Regions from separate parts of the Homo sapiens genome. Here region 2 is linked to region 1. Evidence: chromatin contacts called from ENCODE Hi-C or POLR2A ChIA-PET data. All regions are on one chromosome and are shown on one strand. Each heading gives the region's core, a stretch centred on a gene start or an enhancer-like site at or near the end of the contact. The rest is flanking DNA. Distances are from core to core; before and after follow the strand shown.

What was found. Hi-C counts contacts between places; a loop is a spot of excess contacts on that map. ChIA-PET counts read pairs that join two places held with the same protein, here RNA polymerase II (POLR2A).
Region 2: a loop to region 1 is called in a map with no recorded cell type, with 2.4 times the contacts of the local background. The contact joins the promoter of LINC01861 here to the enhancer-like site in region 1. A Hi-C loop is called at or near these places in 1 of 37 single-sample maps with no recorded cell type. POLR2A ChIA-PET finds 5 or more read pairs at or near these places in 1 of 52 experiments (H1).

What each region holds. Positions count from the first base shown.
Region 1 is chr5:154,401,106-154,408,455 of GRCh38, reverse strand. GALNT10 (polypeptide N-acetylgalactosaminyltransferase 10) reads right to left here. Exons shown (of 12, transcript NM_198321.4): 8 at 4,245-4,352. All of the region lies in intron 2 of SAP30L-AS1 (SAP30L and GALNT10 antisense RNA 1), which reads left to right. Among named protein-coding and RNA genes, the nearest start is that of SAP30L-AS1, 41 kb to the left of the region's middle. RefSeq lists a silencer at 3,063-3,112. Within about 2 kb of position 3,120, at least 3 of the 41 ENCODE cell types and tissues checked have a DNase peak (open chromatin) inside an H3K27ac peak, as active enhancers do.
Region 2 is chr5:153,895,628-153,902,977 of GRCh38, reverse strand. It overlaps LINC01861 (long intergenic non-protein coding RNA 1861), which reads left to right and starts at 3,991. Exons shown (of 4, transcript NR_146729.1): 1 at 3,991-4,072; 2 at 4,618-4,791; 3 at 7,193-7,350.

The DNA of each region.
Region 1 (7,350 bases), core at 1,871-4,370:
GGGGAAATTCTCCGCTCCAAAACATCTTTCTTCAACCCCTGGCTGTTGTCCCCCCACCCCAATTTTAACTCTTCGGTTTTACCTCCTTCGTAAGTTTTTTCCCTATTGCAATCTAAAATTTCCTCTGAAAGGTTAAAGGGGAGTTAGCAGTTTAAGCTGTTATCAGTCATTTGCACCTCAGTGTGAAGGATTGCTCTAGGAGCAGAAGGTCAGGCAGGGGTCCCAAATGTTTAAATGTCTTCTATAAAGAGCCGGATAGTAAATACTTAGGCTTTGCAGACCATATGGTCTCACCTCTGATGTAGCTATAAAGCAGCCATAGACACCATATAAATGGTGTGGCTGGGTTCCAGTAAAACTTATGGATACTGAAATTTGATTTTCATGTATCACAAAATATTCTTCTTTTGATTCCCATTCCCTCTAATGATTTAAAAATGTAAAAACCATTCTTAGGTCACAGGCCATACAAAAACAGGCTGCTGACTCTGGAGTAATGGAGAAGGAAGCCAACATGAGGGAGGCCCCCGCACTGAAGACAAAATTCACCAGTTCCCCCATTTTGCTGGCTCTGAGTTGGGGACCAGGAAACAGCTGAATTTCCTTGTTGCTACCTAGTTCTTCCTGAGTGCTGAAGAGTCCACAGTGGGTTAGAAAACAGCTCAGGAACAGTGTTTATCCCCACCAGGCCCCTGCACAGAAAAGGCTGTGTTTAATTTAAAACTGTGCTAGAGGAAGTTGAAGGCCTAACAGAGACTGTCTACATGAACACTCTGAAACACAATATTTCCTCTGCTTTTTCCAGTATGTCCACCAGGCTCTTTTGGCTCACTGTCTAACCTGCTCGAGTCACAGAGGTAATGAGGGTAGTTTCACTCCAACTGAAAACAAGTCTGGACACTCTGACCATGGCCAGACTGGTTAAGAATGATACTGAAATTTACCAGTGTCATTCTTAAAGGATTGAATAACATCATATTTTAATTCTAATTATAATTACCATTTTAATTAATATTGCATAATTGTATCTTCCAGACACAGCTTGAAAAGCTCTTTCTCCCAGATTTTGAACTTTTTTGCTACAGTTCACTGTTTGCACCAAAGGAAATGACTTTACACTTATTTCTCTCACATCTCCCCTTGTTAGAGACATAAAAAGGACCTTGGGATTTCAGTGGGCTTCGGGCTCCTCATACCTCTACTCTCAACACCTTCCTACTTCCGAGTCCCAGTCCCGTCTGAGGCCCAACTGTACTTCTTGTGCTTGGATTACAGAGATTTGCCTGGATCCTTGGAGTAAGTCTCCATTTTTGTTTCACCAAGTTTGAGTAGTTTCTGTTATTGCCTTCCCTAAGATCCTTTTTCCAGAGGCAAAGATAAGAAAGATTTCAGCAAGTTTAGTAAACAATGTAAGACTGGCTACTTGTTCCTGAGGCAGGCAAGCTGGTGGACAGCTCATCCTTCCTGAACTGCTTCTACCTCAAGGCTGTCTGGCTGTTTGTCCTTCCGGAGTCCGTACAATCTCAGTTTCTCTCTCTATCTGGCTCTCTCGGAGCTATTAGGACAACTCTCAAATCTATCAAAATGATCATCTAGGGGACAATGCTCTAGAAGGCTTAGGATGTGGTTATTAAAACATTGAGCACTTTTTTTCCCCCCAAGATGGAGTCTTGCTCTGTCGCTCAGGCTGGAGTACAGTGGCTCAGTCTCGGCTCACTGCAACTTCCGCCTCCCGGGTTCAAGCCATTCTCCTGCCTCAGCCTCCCTAGTAGCTGGTATTACAGGCGCACACCACCACGCCTGGCTAATTTTTGTATTTTTAGTAGAGATGGGGTTTTGCCATGTTGACCAGGCTGGTCTTGAACTCCTGACCTCAGGTGATCCGCCCGCCTTGGCCTCCCAAACTGCTGGGATTACAGGCATGAGCCACCACGCCCGGCCCACTGAACAAATATTTTAAATGTGGTCTGCAAGTAATTGAGGGTTGTTAGTCACCATAATAAAAGGCCGCACCTGATTCAGGCATCTCTGTGGTTCTGCGAACCCACACATAATCAGACCTGATGGATCACAGAGTCCCTGGGGAAGAAGCCATGAGGCACCACTCAGATTGTTAAGTGGCTTAAAGCCAAACACAGGACGATGCTTCAGTACAGATAGGTAAAAGAGAAATACGTTAAAATGCCTAAACACAGAATTTAGATAAGACTTTTAAATACATGTTCCAGTCTTTATTGTTAATATTGATGCTAACACTAATAACAGCAGTCACTGTTTAAGGAACAATTGCTATGTGCCAGGTACCTGTCAGACCTACACAGGTTTGAATTCTGGCACTAGTTACTTAATGTTTCCATCGCCAACATCACGTTTCATGTTCCCCATCCCTAAAATGGGGTTAAAAACAAGTGAGAATTAAGTGAGATAAGTAAAATGCTTTGCATGCCTGGCTCGAAGGGAATTTTTATAAGTATTACTACAGTTAGCTCTTATCCACTGAATTAATCTATAATAATGGTTCTATAACAAGCAGGAGGCGGTAATGTCTCTTTATCAGGTGGGCCTTTTAAAAAAAAAAACAACAGCAACAACAACAACAACAAACTTTCTTTGAGACATGGTCTCGTTTTGTCACCCAGGCTGGAGTGCAGTGGCACACACAGCTCACTGCAGCCTCGACCTCCCTGGCCCAAGTGATCTTCCCACCTCAGCTTCCTGAGTAGTTGGGACTACAGGCACACACCACTGCGCCCGGCTATTTTTATTTTTAGGTGAGCCTTATCAACAACAGCTCTGCAGAGGAAAAGAATGCTTTAGGGTTGCTCCTGGTCTGGAGTTGGAGTGTCCCCATGGTCCCTTGTAGCCGGAAGAGTCTCAGTCTTGGGCGTACCGAGAGAGCGTGCGCTTTTCCTGCCTGGCTCCCTCCTCAGGGATCGCCAAATGGCCTTTCAGAAGAACGCGATTCCTGCTTCAAGGGACTGAACCTAGAACCTACCCCCCGCCCGTGTCGGATGGGGCTGTGGGCAGCGCGGATGGCTGGTGAGGGCGTCGTTAGGCTCTGCTACCACTGGAGGGCACTGCCGGCTCTCCTTTCCCTCCACGCGGCCCCTGACACTTCCCGGAGCTCAGCTCCCACCCACTGATGGCTCTCAGGGAGACGCGCGGCCTCTTTGAGCCTCTCGGCTTTCCTTGTAAGTCACAGGACAACGCTCTTCTAGGTCCCGGGGGCTGCAATTCTACACGTCAAGGTTGTCAAGTGGAGGAGGAGGCAGCGCCCTGGACAGGAGGCAGTGCGGTCTAATGCCAACCCGGCCAGCACCGGGGTCTCCTGGCCGGGGCGGGGCTCACAGGCTCCCCGGAGGGAAAGCTGTGCGGGGGTCCTTTCCAGCTTCCCCGCAAGGCTCTTTCTATCCTCTGGGGACCCTCCCTCCTCTTCATTTTTCTTTTGTGGTCACCTGGATTTATTTATTTTTTTCCGAATACATTTAATATCCAAACCAAAAACAAACTCTGGCTGACAGATTTCCATTTGCAGCCAGTGGCCAATTTAATTGAAGCAATGATTGATAGAAACCATTTTAAGGCAATGAAACAGTTTGACATGCAGAGGTTTTGGCAGTAAGAGTAGACAGGGGGTGAGGAGAAGAGAAAGACACTGACATTTATGAAGCCCACTTCCCCTCCAGAAATTTAGTACGCAAGCTTTCCCAAACACACCACACCACACCACCTGTATTAATATTTATCTAACATGTTTTTTTACATCACCTCTGGTCTAACTTTGCACCTACTTTAGCTGTATGCTAAGTAATAATATCTGTGAAATTACAGGTTAGCTACACGAATACACATTAATTTAGAATCCACATTAACTTAAACACATGAACAAGAAAACATTCCTGTGTTTGCTGCCTAAGATCGTCTCCTCTGTCACACTCTGGGAAACAGTATCACCTCCTTAATTCTCCTGGCAATGCTGGGAGTTGGAAAGAATTAGCTCTCTTTAAACAAAGGAGGAAACACAGGTTCAGAGGACTTAAGCAACCCTCCCCAGGTCACATAGCAATGAATGGTTAAGTAGGGATTTAAGGGAGTTCTTTTAAATCAGATTTCACCTGGAGAATGGGAGGCACATCCTCAAACCCAGAGATCACATAACACAGTCTAGGGCCCCAGGGTGCCTCAGTGCAGCTGATGGTCCTAGGCCAACCCCTTCTACCCGCCAAGGAAAGCCACCACCTTACCCGGGCCAGGCTGACTCCGGCCGGGACCTTGTAGGGCACATACTTCCTGTAGATATGGCCCACCCTGGAGCAGGGGATGTCCTCCATGCGGCCCCCACACATCCACACCTGCATGGCAAGAAGGAAGAGAGAGGATGACGTTTCTGCTTCCAGTTCACCATCCCGCCAGGCCAGCATCCCTTAGTGCACTCAGCAAAAGCATCAGCCTGGATTGTCTGCTGAAGCCTGGATCACAGACCTAATGACATGGGAAAACACAGTAATATAATAACAGCGGTAAAAACAGCTGACAGCACTGAGTGCTTACCATTGCCACACACTATGCTAAGATGGTCACATGCACAACCACACTTAAGCCTCATCAGAAAACCTATAAAGTAGGTAGTAACATTTTACAGATGCTGAAATGGAGGCTCAGAGAAGCTAAGAAATGTGACTCAGGTCACAGAGTAAGTGGTGGAGCCAAAATTTAAACCCTGTTTTAGCTGACTTCAGAATCTGAGCTCTAATCCACTATGGAGTGCTGTGTTGAGAATTCTAGGGTGGCATCGGGGGATCAGTGGGAAAGACCATGGTGATCACAAAGTGACATCAGCCACAGCATAAGTAGTCAAGGTGGCACACAGGTTCCGTAGATTTACTGTCACATATTTATTTTCCTCCTGGATCTATGAGCCTCTCGCTGGGTCTCCCTGAGCAGTTCCGTCAGCCTCCCTGCCCTGCCTTCTCTGAGTCTGGCTTGCTAGGCTGTGCAGCTGGGTCTTGCCGCAGTGTGGGATCTGATGGTTCTCTTTGCCTCCCTCTCCCAGGGAGGAGTATTTGACATCACAGAGAGCTCCTGAGTTTGCCCACTGGTCTGATAGCAACTTGGGAATGTGAACATGTACAGCCAATACTGACTCATACCCACTGAGGGGCCCAGCCTACATAGACCCTCCTTGGGAGGCCTGGGTTTGAATCCTGGCTCAGCCACTTACCCACTTGATGACTTTGGCCTACACAGACCCTCCTTGGCAGGCCTGGGTTTGAATCCTGGCTCAGCCACTTACCCACTTTATGACTTTGATTAAGGTACTTAACTTCTCTGAGACTCAGTTTCCTGTAAAGAAATAGAGGAGGCAGGACTGGAAGATGAGATATTGTGTGTAAAAGGGTTTAGCACAAGATCTGGTGCATACTCAGGACACAGCAGTGAATCAGTCAGCCGAGGCCCCAGCCTCCGAAGTGGCCTCACAATCCCTGCCTCCTCGTATTTGTGCCCCTGTGTAGATGCCTCCCAGTGAGTCACATGAGGACTGACCTGTGTAACCCACAGGATACTGCAGAAATGACGGTCATAAAGATGCCGTGGCTTCCACCTTTCTCTGTGGGACCGCTGGCTTTGGAGGAGCCAGCTGCCATGTTTGAGGACACCCCAGCCATGCTGTGGAGAGGTCCATGCGGTGAGAGCTGAGGCCTCCTGCCCACAGCACTAATTTGCCAGCCAGGTCAGTGAGCCACCAAGAAGCAGAGGTCGTGGTCACAGTCAAGCCTGCAGATGACTGCGGCCCTGGCTCATGGCCTGACTATTCTCCTATGCGAGACCCAAGGTGGAGCTATCAAACCAAGCCACTCCCAAATCCCTGGCCTAGGGAAGCGCTGCCATCATAACTGTGTATTGTGTTAAGATGGATTCTGGGGGTAATTTTTCCTGGCATAGGTAACTAACATGGGAGATGGTTTCAGGTGGCGATGGCAGAGCAGGGCCATTGCATAGATTCGTTGTAGGGGTGTATGGGATGTGAGAGATGCTACTTTATGCTCCCCAGTCAGGGAAAGCCTCACTTCGGAAGGGATGTTTGAGGTGGAACCAAGAAGGTGAAAGTAAAGGCAAGGGAACGGGTGGGAGAAGAGCAAGTGCAAAGGCACCAGGGCAGGGCCAAGCTTGGCATAATCAAAAAGAAAGCCAGGGCAGGAGCAGAGGGAGAAAGGGGAAGAGGGATGGGAGGGGAGGCCAGAGACGCGGGCAGGGCTCCCGCAGGGCCCTCACGGGGCAGAACAAGGAGTCTTCACAGAAGGTCTTCAGTGAGGGAGACACACAATCCACTTACATCTTACAAAGATGACTCTGCCAGTGGGGTGGAGAACAGCCTGATGGGGCAGGCCTCAGGGAGAGTAGGCCCGGGAGGCTCTTGCAGTCGTCCTGATATGAGACCGTCCTGACCCTGGGTGAGGGGTGCTGAGGCGATGGGGGGACACAGCTGGATTCAGGACATTATTATGAATCTCGCTACCATAGTCTCTCATTTGTGGAATGGGGGGCAGGAATGGGGACATCTGCAAACCAGATTCTGTGCAAAAGTGCTCTTTTCAGTTGGAACTGCTCGATGAGGTCGTGGGGATTGGGCTTCACATCTTGATTAATTCAGGGGCTCTAGAAGGGCTTGCTCTTCCACCTGGCTCCTAAAAGGTCCTTTGTCCCCCACTACTTCCTGCTGTCTCCATCCCCAGCCCTGATGTACTCTGGCCCTCCCGAGAGGGGATGTGCACAGGGCTGCAATTATTGGAAGTGCTGCCTGGAGAAATGCAATTATATTCTGATCTTGGGGGAGAAAAAAAAATCCAGCCAGTCAATAGAACAGAACATTGGTCTCGAGATAATGGGCTCCTGATGGTAGATTAATGTCAAGGCCAAACCAAGAAGTTTATTTTCAAAGCAGGAGATATTGATCAGGCGCCAGCATCCCATAACAATAACTCTTCCTTTATACAAAGTGATTGATGTGGAAGTGATGCTTTTGCCTGGCGGGTATTGCCCAGGTCGCTGCTGGGCTGCCCTCTGCCTTTCAGGTGGTGCAGTGGCCCTGAGCAGGTGGGACACCTTACCCTGCTCTATTTCTGAACGTCTCCCGGGCAGTTGATCAGGTCGGCATCCAGCTTCCTTGTCTTCATATTAAACTTGCATTAGCTAATGAGGCTCTGTGTCCAGCTCTGCTTGGCAGAGGCACCTAACTTTATGCAGGTGGATGATAAATTTCCAAATCCTTCTCTTTGCTGTGACCTCTGGTTTCTTTGGCCCCAATCATGCTGGCCATCAGCCTGAAGGTTCCTGAGGGACCAGGGTGAC
Region 2 (7,350 bases), core at 2,742-5,241, 510 kb after region 1:
AAGAATGAGATTGCTAGGACATGGTATAGTCACATCTTCAAAGTTATTAAATGTTGAGACAAGTTTCTAATGGGTTGCTACCAATTTGTACCCCATAAGGCAGTGTGTGAGAGCTCATTCTCCAGTGATGTTGGCCAGTCCTGTGAAACACACAGTCTCACTTCTTCATGCCATGACCAAGGCCTGGACTACTATTCAAACGCCAACAGTCTTCTCGACACATATTATTTATAAGGAGGAAAGGTGGAAGGAACAATTTTAGGGGACATTTAATTTGAGTTAGATACAAATATATACTTTTAAAAGGTAGTACTATGTAGGCTTTATAATCTGATGGGTTTTAATCCTGGCTCTGTCATTTCCGTTGTTTCCTAGTTGTATAGCTTTACACATGGTAGTTTGCCTCTCTGTGCCTCAGTTTTTCTATGTCAAATAAAAAAAAATAGTGTTCACCTCATGGGTTATTTGAAGGATCAGATGAGCCACTACTTGTGACTCACTCAGCACAGTATATGGCCTAGTCGATAGTAAGTGGTCAGTATGTGATAGCTATTAACATTATTATAGGTCATGTTTCCCAGGCATTACCATCTTTTTTTGCTTGAGGATTCCTTTCTCAGCTGAGAAGCTCATGTTAAAAAATTTTTTTTTTCTATGCTGAACAAACTGCATGAACTAAGCAGCATTTAATTCTTTATTTCATTTTTAGCTATCAAAGCCATCTGGGACTGCTAACCAGCTTCTGACTAGCAGAAGGAACAGTGCTGATACACGGAGTTGATGTAATTTCAACCCAAAACAAGGAAACTTGGTTTTTAGTTAGCCAGAGTGGCTTCATCACATGTAAATGTGTGGCTTTCATCAGGTTTTTAGAAATATTGTTTCTAACTATTGACTACCCATCATAGACTCTAGACTGTGACTGCTGATCTAGCCCTACCTCTTTTTTCCCAGATGGGAAAATGGAGACCCAAAGAAAAGCAGGACATTTCTAATGGTTCCTTCATGGAGACAGTTACTCACTTAGTGGCCAGGTCTGGTCTGGTTCACATACATGACAAATTAGAAGAGGGGTATCTGGTTATCTATTGCTCCATAATAAATGTCCCCAAATTTCAGTGACTCAAAGCCGCAATTTATCTTCTTTCATGTTTCTGTGGGTTGATTGGGCTCAGCTAGGTGGATCTCCTGTGGGCTTGCTGGTGAGGTTGCAGTCAGATGGTGGCTGGGATGCAGTCACCTGAAGGCTCCACTGGGCTGGGCATCCAAGATGGTTGCCTCCCATGACTGACAGTTGAAGCTGGCAGTTGCCAAGAGTGCCTCCACAGGGTCTCTCCGTGTGGTTGTGCATGTCACAGCATGTTGGCTGGCTTCTCAGAGGGAGCATCGCAAAATTGAGTGGTCCAAAAAAGGAAGCAGAAGCCACCTGACTGGTTGAGGGTTGATTCCAGAACTGAAACCACTTCTACCATATTCTTCTGGTCCTTGTAGTCACAGGCCCACCAAGATTCTAGGAGATCAAGTAGATGTCACTTGCTGATGGGTGGGTGGGGATTGGGGGGGCAAAATCACATTGCAGAAGACCGCATGGGATGGGGAAAGTTTTAACTGTCTTTGGAAAAGGGAGAAAAACTTCTGTCATGACATCTTTATTTTCCCCTCCTCCAAAGAACTTGCAAACATCTGTGGTAACCTGCTGAGTGATATAAATGAAATTGTGGCTTTTCTTCCCCAACTCTGTCAGCCCTGGGGGCAGGAGGGAGATGCATTCCAGTTGAAATAATCATGGAAAATGTGAAAAATCTTTCACTGTCTGGCAGAACAGGAATATTAAATATTTTTTAAAAATACCTTCTTGGAACAACCATGCTCATACTCATAAGAATGGAATTATTTTTAAACTTGTTTTAGAAAATGTTCATAATAAAACATCCTGTACTTGAATTATTAAAAACAATGTTGAGTAAAGAATTGCTTAATTTAGTAAATAATTCTAAAGGAAGTCGTTATTTTCTCCAAAGTTGAATTTGCTAAAAGCACTCCAAGAATTTTATTACAAGCACGACTGCATAATGTAATTGTGTAATTAGTAATACATCTGACACTGTTGGAAAGATTTAGTTTTACTTAGGGCAGGAACAAAATGTAGTTCTTATTTTTTAAGACTGCATGAGGGACACTGTCTTGTTTTGCTGGTGGAGATTTTTTGTTTGTCTTAAAAATATATTGTATGATTGAGGTAATAGAGAAGATAACCAACATTTATTAATATTGGATCTGTGGATAGAATATGTAGTTTGAAGTTAGACTGACCTGACCTAGGTTTAATCCTGGTACTACCTCTTGCTACCTGTATTTTTTTTTCCCAAAGATCTCATTTTCTTTATTTATAATAGGAATAATAATGTCTATTTCATGAGACTGTCTTAACTCTTAAATGAGATAATGTACAAAGATTGTGCTAAGTACATAGGAGGTACAGATGGAGTATCCTTACTTCAAAAATCTGAAATCTGAAATGCTCCAAAATTCAAAACTTACGGAATTCTGACATGATGCTCAAAGGATATGTTCACAGGAGCATTTTCAGATTAGGGAAACTGGTAAGTATAATGTGAACATTTCAAAATTAAAAAAATCCAAAATTTGCAATGCTCCTGGTCTTAAGCATTTCAGACAAAATAAACTCAACCTGTACTAGGTTAGGTTCCTTTGTCATTCCCATCTGTTTCTGTTTGAGCACTTGATTTTGTGAGTGGTTGGTTACGATGGTCAGTTTAAGTTCCATTTCAGTTGTGTTTGTTGGACACAGGCAAGGGTTGGTGAGTAAGCTCGACTGTCAATTTTTTCACCGAGATACACCAAAGAAAGTGCCTGTTCAATACATCGACAACCTATGTGCTTACAATGCCTTGAAATAACAGTTATAAGCTACATTTTACATCGATGAACTTTTCTTGTATTATTTGGTTTGGAGGTACAAATGTTGATTTAGAGGTTAGGAAGCTATTGCTGTAATGTGAGGGGTGGTGACTTCTGCATGACTGACAAGCTGTGTTTTGTCTGAGTTTTAGATTATATTCCCAGTGTAGTAGGCAGAATTCTAAAATGACCTCCCATGACCCTCACCCTTGTAAAACCTCCTTCCCTTGAATGTAGGCAAAACTTGTGATTATCACAGGCTGTCACTCCCAGGGTTATGTTATGGCATACAGCAATTGTGTAGCTGTTATAAAGGGTAGTAACTGGTTGACTTTGAGTTAATCAAATGGTTGGGCCTCACCTAACTACATATCGGCCCTTTACATCTGAGACTAGAGGTTAAAGATGGGAAAAGTGAGAGATTCAAAGCATGGGGAGGATTCAATGTGAGAAGATTCTCCATTGCTGGCTTTTAGAGATGGAGGGGGCCACATGGAAAGGCCGGAGAGTGCCTCTAGGAGTTAAGAGTGACCCCTGGCTGATAGCCAGCATGAAACAGAGCCCTTAGTCCTATAACCCCAAGAAATGGAATTCTGCGTACAACCATGAGAGCTTGAAAGGGGATCCTTGAGCTGTAGAAAGGATGGCAGCCCAACACCTTAATTTAAGCCTTTTGGGACCAAACAGCAGAGGGCTCAGCCATCTTATGCCTAGACTTCTGATCTACAGAAACTAGGAAAAAATAGTTTTACCGTACTGTTTTAAGCCACTAAGTCTGTGGTAATTTGTTACACAACAATAGAAAACTAATTTGCCCAGTAATTCTCATTGTGAGATCTTAAGTCGAATTGTTTTCTTTCCATCATTGTCAGTTTCCTTGCCTTCAAGTAAGAGGATTTTCTAGTCTAGAACACTGGTACTCATAATAATTATGTATTAAAATCACTTAGATTGTGAGGGGAAGCTTTAAATGTAGATTCCAGACCTTTCTCCTGATGTCCTGAATCAGACAATCTGGGAGCAAGGCTGGGGGCTGCATTGTTGACTGGTTTCCTAGGTGATTCTGATGTTTGTGGGGCTGGATCCCACTGGGCAGGACATCTGCCTATACCCTGGAATAAGAATATACAGTCTCTTCTAGCACTGACAGGTAAAGTTGGCAGGGAAGTCCTTTTTTTTTTTTTGTTACAGTCGGAGTTACAGCCAAGTATATGCAGTGCTCGCTAGGTGTAAGGCATCTCATGAGGACTGTCTACCTTCTCTTGTTAAATCCTTGTGATGAACTATAATGACCTGTAAGGTAGGCACAATTATTAGCCAGTCTTCACTGTAGCTTGAGGAGACAGGGCCAAATTTACACAATGCATAAGGGGTAGAACTGGAATTTGAACCCTGATCTTTGTCATTCCCAGTTGGGGGCTCTTAACCACTAAGTACTCCTGTGCTGTGAAATGGAGTGTCCATTCATTTCTGTATCTGTAGTGCTAAACACACTGTCTGGCACGTGATAGATGAATAATAAACACATTTTGCTTATTAAATTCTCTGGAACTCCATTGCGCCACCCAGTGCAGGGCAGTTTTTGTGACAATGGAGAGGGAGGAGGAGGACCTGGCCAGGACCTTCACTATGTAAGGGCTCCCTGCCCACTGCTGCCTCTCTGTGTCAATTCTGCCTCGTTTTCTTTCTCTACAGTTGTCTCTTTATGTCGGATGAGCTAACAGCAGCCACTCCCATACTGTCGGATCCTGCTTCCCTTGCCATAGCTGATTAACCCAGGGTAAGACACTGGGAATTGGAAACTTGGAGTGGAAAGACTCTGATCATAGTGGTCTCTGGAGCCAAATCCCATTCCATGGCAATGTTCTGGTAAGAAGGCCCACACAGCCTTCCCTGCTGCCTAGACCCCTGGAGCCAGCCCACCTCCTTTCTTGAACATTCCAGCATCTTTCCATTAAGTTCCTTTTGTGGCTTAGGAGGTTCTCTTTGTGACAAAGAACCTCTGCGAATGGAGGAGTAGAGACTTGCTGAGCTGGAGGGCATCTGAAATGCCATCTTCTGCTTTGTGTCGTCTGGCTGGGCGAGACAGGGCACTCTCTGCTTGATGCGACTCCTTCAGACCCTTCACACTGGCCCAGTTTTCTCTACTCATTCATGCTCTTCCCCACTTCCACTACCTCTCCAAAATGGACTCAGCTTAGAGGATGCCGTACAAGCCCCACCTCCTCCATGTGAAAGGCTTAAAAGAGCCGTGCCATAAATATTTAAGATATCTTTCCTCTCTGCTTCATTCCCTGACATTTTCTCCACCTTTAATTTTCACTAGTTACAACACAGGACATTCTTAGGGTAAGAAAAATCTATTTTCTGTATGAATTGTCGCAAATTCCAACTTAGTGGTATCATAATAGCTAATATTTTTGTGCTAACTCTTAAAAGCCAGGTTTACTAATGTAAGTTACGTGCTTCATGAAGTTAGATGTGCTTAATATGATTTTCTCAAAAAATTCATTGAGGTGTCATCACTATTATTCCTTGTTTCATAGATGAGGAAATTGAGAGGTTGAAAAGTTCTAAATGAATAAAATTATATTCCAGAGCTGTCTGTGTCCAAACAGTGATAGCAAGATCAAATTGTAAAGCATCTCTATTTCCTTTTTCTGCCACCATCTCCATGCCATTTATTTTGGATATTGGAAAAACAGAAAGACAGTGCTGAACATTTCAGGGTAATGTGAGTGGTAAAAGAAAGTTGGACACCAAAGGAGGTCATGTAACTGGTGAGGGTGAAGAATTCAGGAAGACTTTCCTGAGAGGTATGGCAGATTATATTTTCTAAAGAAGGCTGCAAAAATATTTTCCATCCCACATGTTTTTTCTACAATCTTAACACTCCTACATGAAGAGGTAGGGTCTGTGTCCCCTCCCCTTGAACATGGGTGCATCTTTGTGATTGCCTGGACAGACAGAGTACAGAGGAAGGGACATAATGTGACTTCTGAGGCTAAGTCATAAAAATGCCATGTTCTTTTATTTTATTGAGAAGCTCCCTCTTGCAACTCAGTCACCATGCTGTTTAGAAGCCCAAACAACTGATTAAGAGGAACTGAAACCAATATCCCTGGCTGAGTTCCCAGCCAAGAGGTAGCACCATTTTTTTTAAGCAGTGTAAGTGAGTGATCTTGAAACTAGATCCTCTAGTCTTCAGATGAACTACCCCAGCTGATGCCATATATAGCAGAAGTAAGCCATTCCCCTAGGTCCTGCCTAAATTACAGATTCATGAGCAAAATAAATGATGGTTGTTTTAGGCCATCAAGTTTGAGGTGCTTTATTAAACAGCAATAGATTAATGATACAAAAGAGGCTTTGAAAGATGGGCATCTTTCCAAGCAAGGTTCAGAGGGCCATATGCTGCTTATTGACAGCTAGTAGAAGTAGTAATAAAAATAAATGTTATTATAATAATGATACCACTCTTAGTAACTGTAGTGGTAGTTAAGTTTCACTAAGTTCTTTTTTGTGCTATGCTCACACTAAGTGGTTCATACTTTACCTTATTTAATTCTAATAATGACTCTAGGTAGGTACTATTACCCTCATTTTACAGATGAGGAAACTGGGGCTTAGAGAATTTAACTTCTCTTTATAGCCACCCGGATTCTAACAAACTCACTTTCGTAGTATTCCCAGGCTTGAACATTTCCTTCCTGATTGCCCAAACTCTACCAGATGATTCATTCTTTCATCCAGGCAGGGCTCATCTAGCCCTTTCATGGAAAGGAATGCTTTTAATCAGATTCACACTAAAATGAGGATGACTGGAAGGTAGACAGATGCATTTTTTTCACCTGTCTATTTGCATTTTCAAGGTGGATATTTGTTAATCAAATTGAAAGCTCTTGTGTAGTGCATTTCTGTAGCACTATCTGGAGGCAGAGGACCTCTTCCTAGCACTTGCCAAATGATTTTGTGCCTTAGACAAAGGCCAAAAATCCATCCTGACATGGTCCTGGCAGCTCACACCTGTTCCTCTTTTGGCAGTTTGGAAAGTGGGCTGCTATATGTCATCCCCTCTAATCTCTGCCCCAAACTGAGTTGTGCTATCACCCTTATGTTACCTTTGAGGAATCCACAGCTCAGGCAAATTCATAGCATGCCCAGGATCACACAGAAGAACCACGATCAAACGTGGGTCTTCTAACTTCAAAAGCTGGGTCCAGTCTGCAACATGACATGCTGTATCTCCCACTCTATGTGAATGATTCAGGAAGGTGGATGATAAGAGACAGCAGCCGGCAGAAGGAAAGCAGTGATCTGAACACCTAACGGGAATCCTAAACAGTGGAGAAAGGAGAGCAAACATTAAAAACTCATGGATAGAAAAAAAGAGGAAAAGAAAACCATTTGGAAGTGTTCATTGAGTTG